Linked DNA regions of Mus musculus: region 1 is linked to region 2. A link is a contact called in ENCODE Hi-C or POLR2A ChIA-PET data. All regions are on one chromosome and are shown on one strand. Each heading gives the region's core, a stretch centred on a gene start or an enhancer-like site at or near the end of the contact. The rest is flanking DNA. Distances are from core to core; before and after follow the strand shown.

Region 1 (4,272 bases), core at 847-3,346, 1.5 Mb before region 2:
AAACACTCGAGAGTTTTTTACTCTAACCCCAGGGTCTTACACTCTGTCAATCAGGAAGGTGCTAACATTGTCAGTCATTCTCACAGTCAAGTTTTTTTGTTTGTTTGTTTGTTTTTTGGTGTTTTTGAGACAGGGTTTCTCTGTGTAGTCCTGGCTGTCCTGGAACTCACTCTGTAGAACAGGCTAGCCTCGAACTCAGAAATTCGCCTGCCTCTGCCTCCCAAGTGCTGGGATTAAAGGCATGCACCACCATGGCCGGCCTCAAGTATTATTCTTTTGTTTGTTTGTTTGTTTGTTTGTTTGTTTTTCGAGACAGGGTTTCTCTGTGTAGCCCTGGCTGTCCTGGCACTCAATTTGTAGACCAGGCTGGCCTCGAACTCAGAAATCTGCCTGCCTCTGCCTCCCGAGTGCTGGGATTAAAGGCGTGTGCCACCACGCCCGGCTTCAAGTATTATTCTTTTTTTTTTAAGATTTATTTATTTATTATATGTAAGTACATTGTAGCTGTCTTCAGACACTCCAGAAGAGGGAGTCAGATCTCCTTATGGATGGTTGTGAGCCACCATGTGGTTGCTGGGATTTGAACTCCCGATCTTCAGAAGAGCAGTCGGGTGCTCTTACCCACTGAGCCATCTCACCAGCCCTCAAGTATTATTCTTATTTAACCCCAAATTCATTGTTGTTATACAGTGTGCCTGCAAAAAGAGACGTTCTGATATTGGATTATGTGAAAAATTCAGTTGTCCCATTCATGTCTGAAAACTCTAACTTGATTTTCTCTCATCTGTCCAGTGTTGATCAGTTTTGATCTGGGCTCATACTTGCTGTAGTCCAAGATCTTCATTAGAATATTTAAAGATCAGTTACCTCCAAAAAATGAGTGTACAGAAAAAAAATGTGGGAAATGTTAGAATTTCAGTGTCTGGGACACTAGCAGTCTGAGCTCACTAGCTGAGGGTGATAACCTTGACCTCTGTTTTTTGTTTGTGTTTGTTTATCTTGGGATTGTTTGTTTGTTTCAGATTGTCCTTGTAATTACTTTGTAACCCAGGCTGCCCCTAACCTTGCAGTAATTCTTTTGCCTCTGTCTTCTGAGGGCTGAAATTACAGGTGTGAGACACTGTTTCCACCTTGACCTTGAACTCATTCGTTTGTTTGTCTGGAGACAGGATTTTTCTGTGTCACCCTGGCTGTCCTGGAACTCACTCTGTAGACCTGGCTGGCCTTGAACTCAAAGATCTGCCTGCCTGTGTCTCCCAAGTGCTTGAGCCAGCACTGCCCTGACCTTCAACTCTTGACCCCTTTTTTCCAGCAGCCCAGTGCTGGGAACACAGGTGTGTGCAGCACTGTGCTGGCTAGTTTTTGTCAACTTGACACCTAGGAAGCGAAAACCTCAATTGAGGAATTGCCTCCACCAGATTGTCCTATTGGTGAATTTGAGGGTCATTGTGTGACTACTAGTTGATGGAGGAAGGCTTAGCCCACTGTGGGCAATGCCACCCGGCAGGTGGTCCTAACCAATAAAAGTAAGTTAGCTGGTTGAGGCCAGCTAGCCAGTAAAGACAACGTCTCCGCTTGGTTTCAGTTCCCTCCTCTAGGTTCCAGCTTGAACTCCAGTGCTGGCCTCCCTGGATAACGTTAACAGGTTAGGTGAAACACTTTCCTTCCTAAGTTATTTTGGTGGTGTTTATCACAACAGCAACACTATCCAGGGCTTCATGCATCCTAAGAAAACGATTTGGCAAACGAACTTCATTCCCAACTAAGTTGTTTTAAATTTCAAACCTAGGAAGGACAGACTAAAATGTGCATTTCACGAAGTACTGTCTTAGATTCTTCATAAATGTTATTATTATTTATAATGATATTTTTGCACACACCTCCCTACTTTACAGCATAAAACAACTTTACAGGTGGCACTCTCCCGGCTAGGGACCAAAACACAGTCCAGATCCACCCAAGGCTCAGAGACTTAAGGCGGCGGCCGCCCCCTTCAGGTCTCTTTGCTTCAGACACAAGAAGACAGGATGAAATTTTCCCCTCACAGGTTCCCGTCACAGGACAGAAACAAGGGGTGGGACAGGAAGTGGAGCCTGGCTAAGTTCCGGGTGCAGGGCGGCCACTGGAGGAGAGCAAGCTGCTGCTCTCGCAAGCTTTGGAGGCAGAGCCGCCGCAATGTTCCGGATCGAGGGTCTCGCGCCCAAGTTGGACCCGGAGGAGATGAAGCGGAAGATGCGTGAGGATGTGGTCTCCTCCATTCGGAACTTCCTCATCTACGTGGCCCTGCTGCGAGTCAGTGAGTGTCCTTCTGGGCTGTGACCGTGAGGCCACGCGTCCACACCCAACCCTGCACGCGGTCGTGGGGCCTTGAGCTGAGCATCCTGGGGAGAGTGGGGTGCTTGCACGTCCAGGACTGCCCAACTGCGCACACTCTGGGGGTCTGCGGGTCCTGGGGATGTGCCCAGTGCACGTGGTGGCGGAGGACGCGTGGTTAAGTCACCTTTGCTCGCCCAACGTTTGTGCTTAAGAAGCTCCCACGTGTTATCCTCGGAGCAATACCCTCGTTTTGCAAACCTAGAAACGGTCCCCGGAAGGTGGCTGACCCAAGGTCATTTGGCCGTTCAGAGAACGAATACAATTCCGGCTGAGCTCTTAATAAGGTAGCAGGCGCTTTCTCTCTCTGCTTGCCTTTGAAGTACAAGAGATTAGCTTTCTTTATGTTTGTTTGTACAGAGGGTGAAGTAAATAATTGGTTTTTCTTGGAGAATCTCTGAAGCGTTTGATCTCAACATTAACAAAAGTTGCTTGATCTGTGCCACCTCACCCCAAGTGAGAGCTTGAGTTCATAGGACACATACTCAAGGTTAAAGCCATACTGTCAATTTAAAAGTCAGGGGCTGGCTAGGTGGCTCACTGAGTTGCCTGAGCCGGATCCACACGTGGTGGCAGGAGAGAACCAGTTTCCAGAAGTTGTACTCTGACCTCCACACCTGTACCACTTCTTCCTATTGTCCAGTGCTTGCTTGCCTGTGGGAGTCTTCTGGGCAGGGAGAGGCAGGAGCGATTCAAATAATTGAAGAACATACCAACATTTTTAGAAGACTGGAGTTAAGGCCTCCCTCATTTGGGTGCCTCTTTTGCTGTACTCTCTGTATTGCTGGCTCCTCCAGGACAGGACATCTTGGGGGAAATGGAAGCACCCAAAACATCCTGCTTACCCTTTAAACTTTAGCTTTCCCATCCTTCTCTTATAGGCAAGAGCTCTCAAGGAAATGTTAGCTTAGTGCACTGATTTATTCTATTTAATGATTTTTATTTAGAACCGGGCATGGTAGCACACACTTTTAATCCCAGCACTCAGAAGGCAGAGGTAGGTGGATCTCAATGATTTTTTTTTTTTTTTTTTTTTTTAAAGACCAGCCTGGTCTGCAAATGGAGTTCCAGGACAGACAGGGCGGTTACACAGAGAAATCTGTCTTGAAACAAGAGACTTTTGTTATGTGTTTTTCTGCTTGTCTATATGTGAACCACGTGCCTGCAGTCCAGAAGGGGGCGTTGGAATCCCTGGAACTGGAGTCAAGCTGGCCATTAATTGTAAGCTGCCAGGGATGGCTGGATGGCTGGGCTGCTGGGATCTGAACTCAGGTCCTCCTGATTGACCGCAGACACTCTGAACTGCTGAGTCATCTCTATCTCAGCAACGCCACTTGGGTATTCCAGACAGCTCTGTGCACATCATTTATCACATCAGCACAGTAACTGGTGTGATCTGAAGGGCATAGGTGACAGAGTCATAGAGAAACCAGAGTAGGTGTCTGTTCCTCTGCTTGCCTTACACACACACACACACACACACACACACACACACACACACCTCCTAGCCCCTGTTCTCCCAGCATTGGTAATGAAGCCTAATGCCCATTTGATTCCTCTTGCATTTCGTCTTGTTTGGGTTAAAAAGGAATCTGCTCCACCTCCCACCCCCCTCAAGTATACCTTGGGGGTAAAGTCCTTGCCTGGCCCGTGCAAGACCTGGATTTAACTTCCTGTAGTGCAAAATAGGTCAAAGATGCCCACAGTGAAGGGCTGTTGGGGTTACGTACAGCCCTGGAGGAAAGATGCCGGAGTGTGAGGTTGCTTGCTCTTTGTGTGCGATGGTTATTGAGTGACATGGGGGTGGGCAGCTTTGCAAAGCAGCGGATCCCTTCTTGTGGTCAGACACAATTGTTGGATAACAATTTGGAAGTTTCTAGAATCATATTTCATAAAGTC
Region 2 (4,290 bases), core at 1,361-3,860:
CCTCCACCTAAGAGAAGATGGGGGAAAGGTCACCCACAGTATGTTATTATATGCCTGTATGTTATACCTATATATACTACATAGGTATGTTGGAAGACAGCTAACCTTCTTCCCAATCAAATACTCTCCACAGCCTCTCTGTCAGTAGGCATTTACCTTCTGTGTGAACACCAAGGAGCAGATATTCAACACTAGAAAGCCAGACTTTTTATTATTTTTTATGTGTTTGGGTGTTTTGCCTGCATGTCTGTATAACGTATATGTATAATGGGTGTGCCTAGTGCCCACATAGGCTAGAAGAGGGTGTCAGATCTCCTCGGATTGTAAGCTGCCATGTGGGAGCTGGGACTTGAACTCATGCCCCATGGAAAAGCAGAAAGTACTCTAAACCACGGAATCATCTTTCCAGTCTCTAATTAATTTTAAAAATTCCACTTAAGCTAGGTGTGGTTGTACATGCCTGTAGTATCAGCACTTGGGAGGCAGAAGAAGGAAGTCAGGATTTCAAGACCATCCTTGGCTAGGGTAGTTTTTGAGGACAGACTGAGCTACATAAGACCATGTCTCAAAACTAACAACAACAACATCTACCCTTATCCTAAAGCAACATCAATCTTCTTATAATTTCCATTCATTTGATTTTCCTAGAGTCTCTAAAGTGATATAGAATATATCCTTATCTTAAGGTACTTTCAACTTTTTTTCTTTCAGAAACTAAAACTGAATAAAGTTAACTCTTACATTCTCTGATAATGCCTGTCAAACTTGGACACTAGCCAAGAGTGACATCATACACTTGTAATCTAGTCCGAGGGAGTTAGAAGCAGGAGAATCAGGAATTCAAAGGCATTCTTTCCCTACTACATAGTTTGAGGCCAGCCCAGCCTGGGTTTACAAGACCCTGCCTTAACAACAAGGGCCAGAGGGCGTGGCTCAGCAGTGAGCATTGATGAACATTCATGAGGTACTGTACTCCAATCCCAGTGGGTAGGGGAATTATGGCATGCTCTGGCCAGTGTAAAGGAAGACAAGACAGTTACTATCCTAGGGACAGAACCACTATTGATAATTTCCAAGTTCCGTTTCCTTTCCTCCCAATATATTGCTCATTCATCTTGTAATAGTGATAGAGGGATAGGGGATGGTTTCTCACATAGCCCAAGCTTGCCTGAACTCAACATGAAGCTAAGTCTGTCCGTTAATGCTGATCCACCTGCCCCAAATAAGTAAATATCTACATATCAGAAGTAAGACAATATTAAAAAGGCAAATGACATTAAAAAAATTTGCCACAAAAACTAGATGCAGTATTCTTGTAATCCCAGCACGTGGGAAGTGACTTTGAACTTGTGAAGACCTTCCTGCTCCTGCCTCCAGAGTGCTAGGGTTATAGAGGGGTGCACCATCATGTCCAGCTTTGACGATTGTTGATGTTGTTAGACTGAGTCAGCCTCTCAAGCATTTCTACCACTGAGTATGATTCGAGGTCCCAAGATAACAACGGAAGCTATCAAGGCCCTTCACTTTCAAGGCTCTGTACTAAAGTTACATTTAAAACATTATCTTTTGACGTGGGTGTGTGTTTGGAGATGAGAGAACTTGTAGGAGTTGGTTTGTCCTTTTGCAAGTGATTGATATGAAACAAACTGAGCTTGCCTACTTGGGTTACCAACCCCCTCCAGCCTTTGCTCTACCAACAGGAGCCTTACCTTAGTGAGAGGAAGGGTTGAGGGCAGAGTGAGCCCCTCCTTCTCCAAGAGCTTCTTCTCTTCCTCGGTCAGTATCAGCCTAGACATCTCCTAAGGATGGAGGAAATAGTGAAGAGAGCAGAGTTGCATGGAGCTCTCAGAGCAGTATGGGGGATCTTGGCTGCTGCAAAGTGAGGTAATCCTGAAAAAAAAAATCAAGTCCAGCACCTGTTCCGCTGCTCTTTCCTCCCCTGGCAGTGGAGTCACGTGGAACCCCTCCTTTTCGAAGCTCTCAGTATCTGCAAAAGGGAAAGTAGAACCAGCTAGCCCAGTGAGCTCTCTCCTCCCCCACAACTTATCATTTCACACTCACCTAGATCTATGGAGACGTGCTCCTGTGGAAGGGAGTAGTTGTGATCATGGAGAATGGAAGAGCTGGAAGAGCCGAGAACATCCCGCGATACTGAGGGACTGAGCAGAGAGCTCAGTAAATCCTCTACCTCCCAGTCGCTCAGTTCTTGCACGGAGTTCTATCAAATTCAAAGGCCTTGATTTATTTCCGTACCTTGGGTCTCGCGGACATCCCTAGCTTCCCCCACTGGGAACACCCACCCACCCACCTCGGAAGGTGACAGCTCTAAGTCCAGCGGAGCCTTCACGTCCGGCTCAGTCGCAGCCCACAAATCTCCGCTTTCCTCTAGCAGGAAGCCCAGCAGGTCCTGATCACCGGGATCCAAAGCTAGCAGATCCTGACCACCAGGATCCATTTGGGATATCTATGGATAGAAATCCCTCCGCGCAGATCCAACCTCCGAACCTCAGGCACGACCCCTCAGTCTGTCCAGTCGGCTCGACTTAACCTCCGTCACTCCGGGACAAGGGCCTAGCTGTCACTCTAAACCGCACCCGTCTCTCAGCTTCTGTATTCCTCAGCTTCCAACACAACGGAAGTGGTGCACATAGCCCCGTGGAATCCTGGGACTTGGAGTTCTCTCCAACTCGGAAGTGGCTCCTGGGCTGCGCCACGTCCCGGGGGCTATGCAAATTATGGGGACGTCCTTTCAAGCTTCCCACGCCCCAGGGCGGGGATTCTGAGGATCCTTGTCCGCCTTCGCCTCGAGCTATTAAAAAAAAAAACTTAAGCGTTTAAAAGGGAACTCCAGCTTAGTTCGGGCGTTCTCTCCAGAGCTCTGCACGCTCGCTTCCTGCTGGGGAGGGGCGGCCAGGCTTCGCGGGCGCCCGAGCATCGAGAACTACGGCCAGAGCAGCTTCCTGCAGTCTCCGCTACCATAGAGCGCGGGCCCAGGGCGCCGCCGGCGGGTGGGGGACGTTTCCAGGACGGAAGTGGCCGAGAGTGTGTCGAAGGGAGGGCGAGGCCGGAGCCCCAAAAGCGACCGGGAGAAGGAGCGGGTAGCGGGCCCAGGGCGGGGCGCAGAGCCGGGCAGCGCAGGTAGGCCGGACGGGCTGGGCCGAGCTTCTAGGTGGGGCTGCGGGATCGGGCCAGCCCGGGAAGCGGCGGGCGGGGCCCCCAATCCTCCTGCATATCCTGTGTCTGGTTAGGGAGGTCAGGGTCCAGTATGTTTCGGTTTGGATTTGGAATTAAGCTGGCCTTGTTGCGAGAAGCAGGCCCTTTCGCGGGGGTAGACAGTTCTCTGTCTCGGCTAGGTTTGGGGACGGGTAGAAATGGGGTGGCAGTGAGGCACTGGGTGGCAGTGAGGCACTGGGCGGGGATGGGCTTTGGTATTAGCCGATAGTGAGTAAGTGGTTAGGAAAACTTGGGGTGAGTTTGGGTTAGGTGCCGTCGCGTTTAGGAAGCAAGGATCCCTTTAGAAGTTAAGAAGGTGAACTACATTCTAAACATTTGCTGCACGAGTCAAGTCTGTTTCGCATATGTGACATTTAAACTGAGGTCATTATTTTCTGCAATGACCAGCATTAAGTCAGAGTACAGGATCGGGTTAAGGATCAACAGGAATTGGCTTAGATGCCCGTTTTAGGGATTAAAGGCCGGTGTCATGGTCAGTATTAAGAATAAACAGTGAAAAGGTTAATTAAGAACCAAGTTACAAATGAGCTTTAGAACTGCAGGGTGGGGTGGGAGGGAGTATTTAGGGTTAAATTTGGGGGATTTGGGCCTAAAAATAAAAGCCAGATTAGTATGGGTGTCTTCTGGGAAAGGGGTGAATGTCAATGTATAGGGAAATAGGAAATAAAGTCAGCATTAATGTTAGGAATTGGTGATAGCGTTAGGGGTTGAGGCTGCAGCTACAGCTGAGCTGGTAAAATGTAAGAAGTTGGCAGGAAGTAGCTACCTTTGTTTTGTAGTGAGTTCTCTTATTCCTGTGCAGTTACAGAGGCCTCTTTTACCCAAAGAAGTGCTAGAGCTCTGGACCTCAGCTAGAAGTGCCAGGACTCTGCTTTCTCTAGTCTACTGCCTAAGCACAAGGCTTCCAGAGGCCACCACCACTGGGAGACAGGGATTTCTGGGCTGTGATGTTTACGAGGTGGGAGGTGGGAAATGGAAAGAGACCCAGGAGTCAGACAAGGTCCTAAGTGAGGATGGGGAATAGGAAGCCTGTGACTGAGGGGAAGCTGACCAAGG

What was found. Hi-C counts contacts between places; a loop is a spot of excess contacts on that map. ChIA-PET counts read pairs that join two places held with the same protein, here RNA polymerase II (POLR2A).
Region 1: a loop to region 2 is called in a map of T-helper 2 cell, with 6 times the contacts of the local background. The contact joins the promoter of Tomm5 here to the promoter of Creb3 in region 2. A Hi-C loop is called at or near these places in 1 of 37 maps with a recorded cell type or tissue (T-helper 2 cell). POLR2A ChIA-PET finds 5 or more read pairs at or near these places in 1 of 5 experiments (embryonic stem cell).

What each region holds. Positions count from the first base shown.
Region 1 is chr4:45,105,937-45,110,208 of GRCm38, reverse strand. Tomm5 (translocase of outer mitochondrial membrane 5) reads left to right here and starts at 2,096. Exons shown (of 2, transcript NM_001099675.1): 1 at 2,096-2,296. The coding sequence starts at 2,176.
Region 2 is chr4:43,560,978-43,565,267 of GRCm38, reverse strand. It overlaps Creb3 (cAMP responsive element binding protein 3), which reads right to left and starts at 2,610. Exons shown (of 9, transcript NM_013497.4): 1 at 2,309-2,610; 2 at 2,062-2,218; 3 at 1,917-1,987; 4 at 1,710-1,799; 5 at 1-7. The coding sequence starts at 2,455. It overlaps Tln1 (talin 1), which reads left to right and starts at 2,685. Exons shown (of 57, transcript NM_011602.5): 1 at 2,685-3,138.